2 separate regions of the Homo sapiens genome follow, and region 1 is linked to region 2. Evidence: chromatin contacts called from ENCODE Hi-C or POLR2A ChIA-PET data. All regions are on one chromosome and are shown on one strand. The core of a region is the stretch at or near the end of the contact, and the rest is flanking DNA. Distances in the headings are between cores, read along the strand shown. Region 1 overlaps WNK1 (WNK lysine deficient protein kinase 1). Region 2 overlaps ERC1 (ELKS/RAB6-interacting/CAST family member 1).

The links. Hi-C counts contacts between places; a loop is a spot of excess contacts on that map. ChIA-PET counts read pairs that join two places held with the same protein, here RNA polymerase II (POLR2A). Pooled maps may share reads with other maps.
Region 1: a pooled map shows a loop between it and region 2 (4-fold over the local background). The contact joins two enhancer-like sites. A Hi-C loop is called at or near these places in 3 of 50 pooled maps. POLR2A ChIA-PET finds 5 or more read pairs at or near these places in 2 of 52 experiments (CD8-positive, alpha-beta memory T cell and activated CD4-positive, alpha-beta T cell).

Annotation. Positions count from the first base shown.
Region 1 is chr12:818,888-826,157 of GRCh38, reverse strand. All of the region lies in intron 2 of WNK1 (WNK lysine deficient protein kinase 1), which reads right to left. Among named protein-coding and RNA genes, the nearest start is that of WNK1, 70 kb to the right of the region's middle. Within about 2 kb of position 2,702, at least 3 of the 41 ENCODE cell types and tissues checked have a DNase peak (open chromatin) inside an H3K27ac peak, as active enhancers do.
Region 2 is chr12:1,201,976-1,208,967 of GRCh38, reverse strand. All of the region lies in intron 12 of ERC1 (ELKS/RAB6-interacting/CAST family member 1), which reads right to left. Among named protein-coding and RNA genes, the nearest start is that of ERC1, 210 kb to the right of the region's middle. Within about 2 kb of position 4,012, at least 10 of the 41 ENCODE cell types and tissues checked have a DNase peak (open chromatin) inside an H3K27ac peak, as active enhancers do.

The DNA of each region.
Region 1 (7,270 bases), core at 1,453-3,952, 380 kb after region 2:
TAATGGCAGAAAGTTCTACTGGACAGCACAGATCTAGAAAGGAAAGGAGGAAATCTCAGAAAGCAGGCACCAAAGGAGAGCCCTAAATTCTGTGTATCCACTCTGCCCAAATCTCTAGTTGACCTCTGAAATACATGAATGTAGGAAAGATTCCAAGCAGCCCAAGTATGCTAAAAGAACTGAACAGAGACCTCTGGTGCTACCCACTGTAGAAAAGATACATCTGGGGATTGAGTTCCAATGCCTATTTTATCTGGAAATATTCAGGAAAAAAAGAGCACTAAAAATGTTAAATAGAAAAGACTACATTTTCCTTTCAGTATCTTTAAAATACACACATGATTGGTTAAAGGAAAATCTATAATACTGTGATATATATGATATGCTTACATATTCTATTAATTATTGTTTTTCAGTTCCTGAATTTGTTTAATTTTTGTAATTTCTATGTCTTTACTGATATTCTCTATTTGTTGAGGTAAAATTTTCTATACTGTTAACATTTGGCTGTCACTGTTTCCTGCATTTAGTATTCCAATTTTGTTGAATAGGTACTATAATTACTCCCATTTAATAATGACTTATCTATGTACTTGTATAAGATATGAAATTACTTATGTAATCTTGTACTTGTATAAGATATGAAAATTACAGCATACAGAACAAGCGGTAGAGGGGTTATATGAAAACCTTATTTGTGCAAAGGTCTTGTATTTTACATGAAATTGTACAGTATTAGTCCTAAATAAATTGTGAAAAGTAACAACGTAAATGTAATCTTCAGGGCAACTACTTAAAATGAAAAACATGCAGAGATCCAGATCTAACTAAAAATCAAATAGCAGAACTAAAATAAAATTTTACTTCATTTGGGTGGGCTAATTGAAGAAAACTAATAGCAAAAGTGGGTTTTATGGTTTAAAAAATATATCAAAACAGTCATGCTGGATGGAGGGTAAGGAAAAGGCTGCCTGGAAAGCGGCATAAGGGCATTTTCCGATATGATGGAAATGTTCTCTATCTTGAGAGTTTTGGTTACACGAATGAATGCCTTGTCAAAACTCATTCAATCGTACAATAATAATTTATTCTATCCTGATGCTGTTTGGAGGTAAAAGAAAAATAAAGTACACAAATACTGGAACTCTAACGAAATGCATACTGAAGGGTTTACGGGTGAAGCATATTGAATTATTTTATTTTACAATTTATTTTATTATGGAATGAATAAGATGGATGGAGGATGAATAAATGGACATATTAATAATATGGTAAGGCAAGTGATGCAAAAAGTTAGTAACAACAGAATCTTGGTGCTGAGTGTGTGCTCACTGTATGTTTCTTTTGCCTTTTCTATATAATTTTTAGAATTTTATAATAAAATATTGGAAATTTTATTTGTCGTTAGTCCTCCTTATAAACATCCTATTTTTAAACAAAAGGGTATCTTATCCTACTATGAACTTTATATTACTTCTCTCTTTTTTTTAACTATTCCCATAGCACCTCCCTAATTACAGAAAACCTGTTTATCCTTTAAGATCTACTTAAATTATATCTATCATTTTAGTAAAGACCTTCAAGATTATCCCAGCTAGCAGGAGGGAATCATATCTTTGTCTAAATTGCTATTCAAGTGAAAATTACACATATATTATGATTCACATTTCATTTTAAGAACCTATTCTTTGGGAATTGTGTACAAACATGATTATTATAGCAATGTTTATAAGGAAAGTATAAGGACAAGAAGGAATCCAATCTGCTCCATATTACAAATGGAACATTTCTAAACTCAGAGAAGCTAAGTTTGGTGAGAATGAAAAGTGGTTATAAAAATACGAATATTAATTAAAATCACCATAACCAACCACATCTTGAGAAAGAAAAGTGACAATTAGGCACCATCAGTGCAGATAGGACAAAAAAAAAAAAAAAAAAGATGTCTCTGCCAGGTGCAGTGGCTGACGCTGGCTCACTCCCAGCACTTTGGGAGGCTGAGGTGGATGGATCACCTGAGGTCAGGAGTTCAAGACCAGCCTGACCAATATGGCGAAACATGGTGTCTACTAAAAACATAAAAACTAGCTGGGCATGGTGGCATGTGCCTATAGCCCCAGCTACTCGGGAGGCTGAGGTTGGAGAATCGCTTGAACCCGGGAGGCAGAGGTTGCAGTTAGCCGAGATCACGCCACTGCACTCCGCCCTGGGCAACACAGAGCGAGACTCCATCTCCAAAAAAAAAAAAAAAAAAAAAGATGTCTCTGATATATCAAGCACTTCAGGTTCTTCCATTGTGACTGATTTTTGCCCAACCACATTGAAGACAAAGCCCAGTTGCTGAAAAGCTCCACTCTCATAAGCAGAGCTCTTAATCAGTTCTTCAGTACTAAGATATTTACTAAAAACAATCAACTCATGGTTAAATAGGGATAATTATAGTACCTATGCCAAAACTTTGCAGACTAAATGCTGAGAACAATGGCTGCTAAATATTAAGAGTACAAAGAATATTCTATTGAAGTAGAGAATATCAACAGAGACAGAAACTTTAAAAAGGAACCAAGTAGAAATTGAGGTGCTGAAAAATACTGTGAAGATTCACTAACAGATTTCAACAGCATATGCGAACACACAGAAGAAAAAGGCAATAAACTTGAAAATAGGAAGTGAAACTGTACAGTCTGAGGAGCAGAAATGAGCAGAGTCTAAGAGATCTGTGGGACACCATCAAGTTGAGCAAAATATACACAATGGGAGTCCTAGATAAAGAAGACAGAAAAGAGCAGAAAGAATATTTAAGAAAATAATGGCCACAAATTTCCCAAACTTAGTAAAAGACATGAATCTACACATCCAAAAAGTTCAACAAACTCTAAGGATAAATGCAAATAGATCCACAATGAGAAACACTATATTCAAACTGTTAAAAGGCAAAGACAAAGAGAGAATCTTGAAAGTAGCAAGGGAGAAGTGACTTATGACCATGGGATCCTCAATAAGATTATGAGCTGATTTTTCAGCAAAAACCATAGAGGGCAGAAAGCAGTGGGATGACATATTTAAAGTGCTAAAAGAAACAAAAGCAAAACCCCAAAAAAAACCTGAAGACTGCCAACCACGAATTATATATCAGCAAAATTATACTGCAGAAATGAAAGAGAAATTAAGATATTCCCAGGTAAATAAAAGCTGGAAGAGTTTGACAGTAGTACACTTTCCCTAAAAGAAATGCTAAAGAGAATCCTTAGAGGAAATAAAAGAACACTAGACAATAACTTGAAGCCATAAAACCAAATCAAATCTCTGGTAAAGTCCATCACACATCTAAATATTAAAACCAGTATTAATGTATTTTTGGTTTATAATTCCTTTTATTTCCTACATGATTTAAAAGACAAATGCATGTAAAATAATTATTATAAAACTATGCTAATGGGTACACAATGTATAAACATAAAATTTGAGACAATGAAAACATAAAATGGGAAGGAGGAGTGAGGCTGTATAGGATCAGAGATTTGTATGCTGTATTAAAGCTAAGTTGGTATCAATTCAGGGTAGACTGTTGGAGGTTTATGATGTTAATTGTGATCCTCAAGGTAACCACTGAAAAAATATCTAAATATATACACAAAAGGAAATGAGAAAGGAATGAAAATGGTATACTACAAAAGAAAAATAAATACATTTAAAAAGGTAGTAATGAAGGAGATAAGGAGCAAAAAACAGTACAAGACTGTCTCTAGGAATGTGATATATTACGGCTGCGGGCGGTGGCTTACGCCTGTAATCCCAGCACTTTGGGAGGCTGAGGTGGGCAGGACCACAAGGTCAGGAGTTTGAGACCAGCCTGACCAACGTGGTGAAACCCTGTCTCTACTAAAAATACAAAAATTAGCTGGGCGTGGTGGTGAGTACCTATAATCCCAGCTACTCAGGAGGCTGAGGCAGGAGAATCGCTTGAACCCGGGAGGCGGGGGTTGCAGTGAGCTGAGACTGTGCCACTGCACTCCAGTCTGGGCAACAGAGCGAGGCTCCGTCTCAAAAAAAAAAAAAAAAAAAAAAAAGGTATAAGACATACAGAAAACAAACAGCAAAATAGCAAATCATTCATTTTGACTAATTAAATGTAAATAAACTCTCCTACCAAAAACAGAGATGGGCAGAATGGATTTTTTAAAAAGAAAGAAAAAAAGCCAACTATATACTGTCTACAAGAGACTCATTATAGATCCAAGGACAGAAATAGGTTGAAATTCAAAGGATGAAAGAAAAATGATATTCTATGCTAATAGTAAATAAAAGAGGGTGAGGTAGCAAAACTAATATCAGGCAAAATAAGTAAAAATACTGATGCAAGAGATAAAGAAGAGCATGATGTATTGATAAAAGGGCCAATCCATAAAAAATAACAATTATATACATCAAACAATAAAGCCACCAAATAATGAAGCAAACATTCACAGAATTAAAGGGAGGAAATTAGTAGACACTACAGTAATAGTTGGAGACTTCAGTATTCCACTTTCAATAACGGATAAAACATCTAGACAAAAGATGAGTAAGAAAACAGAAGACTTGAACAATATTATAAACCACCAAAAGGTAACAGACATATTTAGAACACACTGCCCAACAACAAGTGAATATATATTCTCAACTGTACATGGAACATTCCTTCAAGAAATCTCCAAAGAAAAGTCTAGGACTGGATGGCTTCATTGATGAGTTCTACCAAACATTTACAGGAGAATTAACACAAATCCTACTCTTCCAAAAAGCAAAAGTGGAGGAAACACTTTCTAAATCATTCTGTGAGGCCAGTATTGCCCTGATACTGAAGATACCAAAAGAAAACTATAGACTAACACCGTTATTAATGTAGATGTAAAAACTCTCAACAAAATATTGGCAAGCCAAACCCAACTGCATAGTAAAAGGATTATACACTATTTATCTATGAAATGCAAGGGTGATTCAACATAAGAAAATTAATCAGTATAATATATCACACTAATAGAACGAAGTGGTTTCATGATTATCTAACTTGATGCAGAAGAGCATTTGACAAAATCTAACACCTTTCCAAAAAAAAAAAAAAAAAAAAAAAAACTCAAGAAACTAGGATAGGAATAGCAGAGAACTTCCTCAACATGATAAAGAACATTTATGAAAAACTCACAGCTAACATATACTCAATGGTGAAAGACCAAAAGCTTTCTCCTTAAAATCAGTAATATGACAAGGATAATCAATGCTAATCATAATTCAAGCTCTAGCCAAAACAGTTAGACAAGAAAAAGAAATAAAGGCATTCAAATCTGAAAGAACTATCTATTCACATATGACTTGATCCAATATATAAAAATCCCAAAGAATGGCTAGGTGTGGTGGCACACACCTGTAATCTCAGCACTTTGGGAGCCAGAGGCAAGGGAGATCACTTGAGGCCAGGAATTTGTGACTACCATAAGCAATATATTGAGACCCTATCTTTATGAAAAATTTAAAAATTAGCCAGGCATGGTGGTACACACCTGGAGTCCCAGCTACTCAGGAGGCTGAGGTGGGAGGATCCTTTAAGCCTAGAGTTCAAGTCTGTAGTGAGCTATGACTGCACCACTGCACTCCAGCCTCGGTGACAGAGTGAAACCCCATCTGTTTAAAAAAAAAAAAAAAAAAAAAAAACCCCAAAGAATGAACACACACACAGATGAGCTAATACAAGAATTCAGTAAAGTTACAAAAGTACAAGACTGACACACAAAAATCAGTTGTATTTATATATACCAGCAATTAACAATCTGAAAAGGAAATTAAGAAAACAATTTCATTTGCAATAGCATATAAAGGATCTAGGAATAAATTTAACCAAGGATGTGAAAGACTTGTATAATGAAACTACAAAACATTGCTGAAAGAAATTAAAAAAGACATAAATAAATGGACAGACACCCTGTGTTCACGGATTAGAAGACAATATAGTTAAAGATGGTGATACTATACAAAATGATCTACAGATTCAACACAATTTCTGTCAAAATTCCAACAGCCTTTTCTTGTAGAAATGGAAATCTAATCCTCAAATTCACATGGAATTTCAAGAAGACCCCAACTGTCAAAAACAATAGTGAAAAAGAAGAACAAAATTGGAGAAGTCACTTCTAATTTTCAAAATTTACAAAAATTACTATAGTAATCAGAGCAATGCGGTACTGGCATAAGAACAGACATGTAGGCCAATGAAATAGAATTGAGAGTCCAGAAATAAACCTATACATATGATTAAATAATTTTTGAGAAGAGTACCAAGACCATTCAATAGGTAAAAGTCTCTTCAACAAATGATGCTGGGATAACTGGACATCAACATGTAAAAGAATGAAATCAGACCCTACCTCACGGCATACACAAAAGTTAACTTAAAAATGGAACAATAACCTAAATAGAAAAGTTAAATTGATAGAACTCTTAGAAGAAAACTTAGGGATACATCTGTATGCCCTTGGTTATTTATGACAATGGACTCTTACATGACACCAAAAGCCCAACCATCAAAAGACAAAGCAGATACATTGGATTTTATCAAAATTTAAAACTTGGCACAGGCTTGAGCATCCAAATCAGAAAATCCAAGATCCAAAATGCTCCAATAGAAAATCTGAACTTGAGCACCAACATGACACACAACAAAAATGCTCATTTGAACATTTTGGAGTTCAGATTTGGGAGGCTTAACTGGTAAGTATAATTCAAAGTTCCAATATCTGAAAAAATTCAAAGCCCTTCTGGTCCCAAGCATTTCGGATAAGAGATACTATACTCAATCTGTACATCATAGAACATTATCAAGGAGCAAAAAAGGCAACCTATAGGAGAAAATATCTGCATATCATGGATCTGGACAAGGGTCTAATTTCTAAAATATATAAAGAACTCTAATAAATCAACAAAAAAACAAGCAATCCAATAAAAAATGAGCAAAGAACTTGAATAAACATTTCTCCAAAGATACACAAATAGCCAATAAGCATATGAAAAGATGTTCCACATTATTAATCATTAGGGAAATGCAAATGTAATCCATAATGAGGTATCATGTCACTCCCGGTAGGATGCCTCCTCAAAAAGTTAAACAAAGATTTCCACATGACTCAGCAATTCCATTCCTAGTATACAGCCAAAAGAAATGAAAACAGGTACTCAAAAAAATACTTCTGCACAAATATTCATAGCAGCAGTACTCATAATAGCCAAAAGGTGGATA
Region 2 (6,992 bases), core at 2,763-5,262:
AAAAAAAAAATCAGCTGGGCGTGGTGGCAAGTGCCTGTAATCCCAGCTACTCGGGAGGCTAAGGCAGGAGAATCACTTGAACCCGAGAGGCGGAGGTTGCTTGAAAGCAGTGAGCTGAGATTGCGCCACTGCACTCCAGCCTGGGTAACAAGAGAAAGACTCATCTCAAAACAAAACAAAAAAACAATTTAATTGCTGATTGCAATATCATTATTTTATTCAGAATTAATCAATTTCCCATACAAGACAGGCTTAGTATAATCAAAAGAAGACACAACTGGAACACGCCAACAGCTGCCAAATAAGAGATAGAGCTGCATGCAGTTTCCACTCCAAGACCACACATTCTGCTTCTCTGGACACTGTGCAAACCAAATAATACAAGTAATCCAACCCTTCACCCCCATGCTCCAAGGATCTAAAAAGCATAAATTTAAAAAGGTATTACAACCTGCATGTCATCTCTAGATGTCACAAACACATAACAGAACAAGATATAGAGCAGGGGTGTCTAATCTTTTTACTTCCCTGGGCCACACTGGAAGAGTAAGAATTATCGGCCTACACATAAAATACACTAACACTAATAATAGTTGATGAGCTTAAAAACATGAAAAAAAGCTGATAATGTTTTAAGTAAGTTTACAAATTTGTGTTGGGCCATATTCAAAGCTGACCTGAGCTGCATGCAGGCCATGGGCTGTGGGCCATGGGTTGGACAAGCTTGATACAGAGGAAAGGAAAGTGTGAAGTAAACTTGAAATGAGACAAACTAGATTTGTACCCTAGATTCTGCCACTTAGTAGCTATGACCCGAAGTAAATCATCTCATCTCTGTAAAGTCAATTTTCTGATCTGTGAAACGGGAAAATGTCATCCAATTCATATAGTTGTTATGAGGTGAAGTGAGATAAAGAAGGTGATAGCATTTTTAACAGTGTCAAACTGTAATCAGAAATCAGACGTGTTTCTGTCGTTTTACTGAGATGGGGGGGTGGGTGCCAGAGTAAGTATGGCCCAATAGTTATTATAAGACATACTAAAAGATGATTTGTGGTTTATATGAAATTTAACTGGGCATCCATATTTTTATTTGCTAAATCTGGCAACTCTATAAAAACTCAAATTTTGGCCAACTTTAAAATTATTCTTTCTTCCCTTCTCTGTTGAATTTGCCATCTTCAGCTGATTTACAGAATTTGTGGTGATCTACAACCGTGGTGATCTACAATTGCTATCTAAAAAAACATTTACCATTTATCAATGCATGATAGCATAAAACTATCATTTTCAGTAGAAGAGTTAGGAAGATCAGCACAAGTCTGCATTCACGTATTTTTTTTCCCACCAATGAGTTATTCAAAAGAGTACACTACTACACCAGCAGATGTTATTTAACAGAGAAGATGTTACACTTGCTTGTGCAGACTATTACAAAAACACTAGGCACTATTATTTGAAAGAAAAATAATAAGAAATACGCTCTTGAACAATAGAGTTGCTTAAAAAAGCGAAAGGAATGAAAAGTGGAAGCTAAAAATGCAAATAATAACGATCATTCTCCTGGGTTATAAACTCTTGCCCATAAGTCAAACTCCTTGTAAATAGATTTTATGGGGTCAGAAATTTTCTAGGGCCTATAAAAAAAAGCTTTAGCTAAAAAAATAAGAAACTAACCCTTTCAAAAATACAATTACATCTATTTTTGTGAGTGATATATCTTATGATGAGGTTTTAGCAACTAGTATAGTGCCTTTTCTTAATGAAATCAGACAATAATGTAAAAAATCTTTTTAAAGTGTGTAATCAGAGAAATAACTATTTGAATTAGATTTTAGAAATTAATGTGAAATGTTTCCATCAAACTATATAAAAGAGACTATAACAATGGGATTTTTTGGGGGGCAAAGTATAAAAGTATTTTAACTTTTAACAACATAGGGACTCTGGTCTTAACCCTTTTATGCCTAGTGTTCTATTACTGGAATGCTAAGCTTGTGGTAGTTATTTATATCCTACTGCTCAAGGTCATCACGAAGCTCTGATTCTTCACACACAAAAAATGTGCAACCTCTGGTATAAATGGGTTAATGAAGTTGTTAGGAACTATCACACATATTCTAAACATTTGTTTTAAAAACAAGTCTACAGTGGTAACTGATAATTAAAACATAGATATTAATAATATTGAGCTCAATTTTAGACCTAAGTGTTAATGAGAATAGAGATGACATTTATAGCTCTCATCTCTGAATGACCGTTAGCCAAAAGAAGAATTCTGAACCAAATCATATATTTTCATCTATACATGGAATAATTTCTTTGTATTCACTCTCTGGTGCTAATGTCATTGAACAGGAAATAAAAAGATGTGTATGTCTGAAGATAGAAAATGTGAGTCTTCAGTCAGTATCACTCTAAATAAAATCTCACTACTCTGTACTGAATGCAAAGGAAGACAGAGGAGAGCAGGGCAGGGGAAGAAGACAAGGGAGAAGAGAGGAATAAAAATAAACCTCTGCAAAATAGAAATGTTTAGTGGAGACACTAAAATACAAATACTACAGCTAAGCATCACTATTAACACAAAACAAGTGGTTAAAATAAACATGGAAAGGTTAAGTATCTTGCCCAAGGTCATATAATGAAGTCACCCAAACAATCCAGTATCAAAGCAGTAATAAATTATACTCTCTTTATGACCTATTCAACTGGACTTGGCAAAACCACAATTAAAATGGTAAAATGTTTCTATCTAGAAAAAAAATACTGCACTAAATCATAATCTGGAATGAAGAGAGACTTTAAACTTTTGCATACTACAGCTAAGATGATCTTTGCCACTGAAAAAACAATGACTATTTTATTTTGTATTCCTTGGAAAATAAACTTATTTAGAAATAAGTATGATTTAATGGCATTTGCTGCTGGGTAAAAGTTAACTAAAATAAACCAGCTAACAATATTACAATTAATATAACCTGTAACTCAGTGAATTATGTATATACCAATGGCTTCACGGTCAAATTCTTCTGAAGCTTTTCCCAGGGTTTCATTTAGAGAGACTGAGAGCAAAACCAGTCGTGCAAAGGACTAACTATGGGACAAATGATAAAACTTCCCACTAAAATGAGTCAGCTTGAAGCTTAAGTTAGAGATGAAAGTTCTCTAAACACAAGGCAAAACACTTCATGAAATTTTTATACTAAAACTCAACTGCTTTCAGATTTTGCCACCTAATTGGAATTACTTAAGTGGTACCCATACTGTTCTACTACAATATGTGGAGAAAATGTTTAGATTAGAAACGGGAAAATCTATTTTTTAAATGCAGTATTTGTGTTTGCTATTTTTATTACAAACACTTTAAGATTCCTTCTGTAATGAATACAGCTTACTCAAAATGGGCAGGGGGCATAAATTTTTTTCAATTTATTTTCTTTTTTGGCGGGCTAACTCTTTTAACACTTATCCCAGTGTAACCCATATGCTAGCTGTTGAGTCAAAGAGGTGCTTTTATAAACAGCAAATATATATCTATATATATATATATACACACACACACACACAGATATATATATATATATACACACACACACATATATATAATCGCTATTATTATTAGGCAGCTGCTAGGTAAAACACATATGATATTAACAGGCTCATTTCTGAATCCTATCAGAAATCCTCACACTTTATATTGTCATGGCTCATATGCAAAATAAGTAACTTTTTAAATGCAGATTTTTGTTTTGTGCCGCTTCTCTCACTATTTACTTACTAATGAAGATGGGCAAGTTACTTAATGGTCTCTGCACTTGTGCTTTTTCAACTAAAAAATCAAAATAATAAATCTCTCTTCATAGTTGCTAAGATCAACTGAAACAAAATATGTTCCGCTACAGTGCCTCTGGCACATATAAATAGCAGTAATCGTTGCTGTTTTTGTTATCACTAGTTCTACCACCCAGCAGAGTCACAAAATGAAACCAAAATTTAAAGGATGTGGGTGTGTGTGTGTCTGAAAGTTCGTCTCAGTAAATAATTCAAGGTTTCTTCTATAAAGCTATAGGCAGTTGTGACTTTCCCTCCATCATTTTTGCGGCACTTTACCCCGTTTAATAGCCAGAATGTCTCCACTGAATGTTCAATTACATTAACACAATTCTTTTTCCCCTCCTCTTTCCTCGTAATGCTCTTTTCATCTCCACTTCTCTCTCAGTCAAAACCTGGCCATCTGGTTCTTGCTCTCTGACTACTCACACTACCTTTTCAAAGCACAAAAATCTGAACACACTCTTCTGATAAACCCAATACCCTTGACATTTTATCCTCACAGCTAGATTTCTAGATATCCCTCTCCTGAAATATGTTCAGTTCCCTGTAAGAATTCAAGACAATATTCGCAAACAACGCTCAATCACATCATCTTTGTTTTAGTGCAAGCATACTGACCTTGAGGTGAGACTGAAGGAAACAGGAAATCCAGGAAGAAAATGTGAAAAAGAAAGTTAGAAAGAATTAATAAGGACAATATTCAGAAATATTATTCATGGACATCATAAAATGCAGGATTAGAGAAGGGAAGGAGTCACAAATTCTATACAGTCACTAAAAAAGAATTATTTCAGATTTTCAACTCTCAACAAATTTACTTTCTTATTAGATTACACCATTGTATTTTAATGAAAGTTTCTCAAAAAAAAAAAAGTTGTCTAAAATTTACCATTTCCTGGGGCAGGAAAAAAAAAACAATTTCTTAAACACTAAGAAAAATAGAGAAGGTTAGCCATCTCATTCTCATTTAAGTAGTCAGAGTTGGCTTTAAGTAACTGCACAATTTTAGTCTGCTTAGTTTTATAGACACCCACCTTATAACTAACTACGCCTTAACCACCCCATTCCATTAAGAGAATCCAAGTTATCTAAAAGCAAAAGCAGAAAAACACAGCTTCTGTAGAATACAGAACTTTAATGTACTTGAAATAATTTTCTCAAATGTTAAAACATAATTTTCTCCTAATAACAACTAGTACTTCTCACTCCAAATCTACCACAATCCTCAAATGGTGCAATCTAAAAGCAATAATGAACAAGAATACACAGGCTTGTTTACATCAATTCAGTTCCAATGCTGCTTAGCAGTAGGAGATATAAAGCAGTCATGCTTAATATTCCTGCACAGCATGTAGCCCTTACAGTTCATTACTGTCTTTTACAACAACAAGCAGTTTTTCTCTTTTCAAAAAGTAATCAGTTTCACTGTAATTAGTATGATCCTCCAAATAGTTAGGGCTTCTAACGACCAGTATCATCTGGATTAGCTTCATGGTCTAAATTGTACCTTAAGAATCTGAAACAAAATATCTATTTCTTGAATGCAAGCACCATTTCCATTTATACTTTAATGTTTTCTAAGACTTAGTGATGTCTTGCAAAAGTATAATTCAGTACTTACAAGTTTTAAAAAGTCATTGTGAGAATAAAAACAGATAAGAAGGACAAGATTTGTTACCTTGTAACATGAAGAGATGAAAAACAGAAACAAAACGACTTGCTGGCAATCACATGGTGCCTGAGTGGCAGATACAGAATAAGAATGTAGCAGCCGGGCAGGCGCAGTGGCTCACGCCTGTAATCCCAGCACTTTGGGAGGCCGAGGCAAGCAGATCACCTGAGGTCAGGAGTTTGAGACCAGCCTAGCCAACACGGTGAAACCCCATCTCTACTAAAAATACAAAAATTAGCCAGGCGTGGTGGCACACGCCTGTAGTCCCAGGTACTCAGGAGGCTGAGGCACAAGAATCGGTTGAACCAGGGAGGTGGAGGCTGCAGTGAGCCGAGATTGTGCCACTGCACTCCAGCCTGGGCAACAGAGCAAGACTCCGTCTCAAAAAGAGTAAGAATGTAGGTCTGCTGACATCTCACCTGGGCATAATTTATCTGTTTTATGATGCTTCCTTAGGAGTCTATAAAACTCCATGAACGTTTAGCATCTATAACGCTGTGTAAAATGCAGACAATGTTCAAAGGCAGAAAGAAGCCGATCTCTAAATGATTGTTCCCAATGATCCTTCTATCTCATTGGTTGTGACACAGGAAGTCAAAATAATTTTAGATGAACAAGGACATTAACTGAGTCTTCTTTGTATGCAAGTTTTTACATAACACACGGGTAAATCCATGGGAAAAAATGGAATGCATTCCTGCCAGAGAGCAACTTTAATTATTAATTTAATTTTTACCTACTTTATTATTCATGAATCATATTTCACTTTAGCATCAAATTACAACTCTTTTTTTTTCCTTTTTGAGACAGGGTTTCACCTGTCACCTAGGCTAGAGTGCAGTGGCGCAATCTTGGCTCACTGCAAACTCTACTTCCCAGACTCAAGTGATCCTCCCACCTCAGCCTCCCAAATAGCTGGGACTATAGACAAACACCACCACAACTGGCTAATATTTGTATTTTTTGTAGAGACGAGGTTTCGCCACTTGCCTAAGCTGGTCTCGAACTCCTGGACTCAAGCAATCCACCCACTTTCACCTCCCAAAGTGCTAGGATTACAAGCATGAGCCACCACGTCCGGCTAAACTGTAACTCTTGGGAAATAACTTCAGGAGAAAAAATCTGTACATCGAATTATATGTAATCCTAATCTTTATACTTTTAGGTGAAACACTACAGTAGCCATTAAACACAGATTCCTGTAAGACCACAGTAACAAACTATAAGGTGCTGTGCCCACAGGAAACTTTGGGAAGATAACCTAACAGAACTGACTACAAAAAGCTTTGTAACTTACTCTCCTTTTAAAGGAAGTCTATGATATTCATCAAGGAGGAAGAAGAAAGAAACAAGCAGCTTCCCCAGAAAGCAAGCTGAAGCAAGCAGGATCAGATAAAGAACCAGTCATCTTCAGTTGTAATATGCTGGTATCTTTCTTTTCCTTTTCAGTTTTTTCATTTTTTAAACACAGACCATTCTCCCT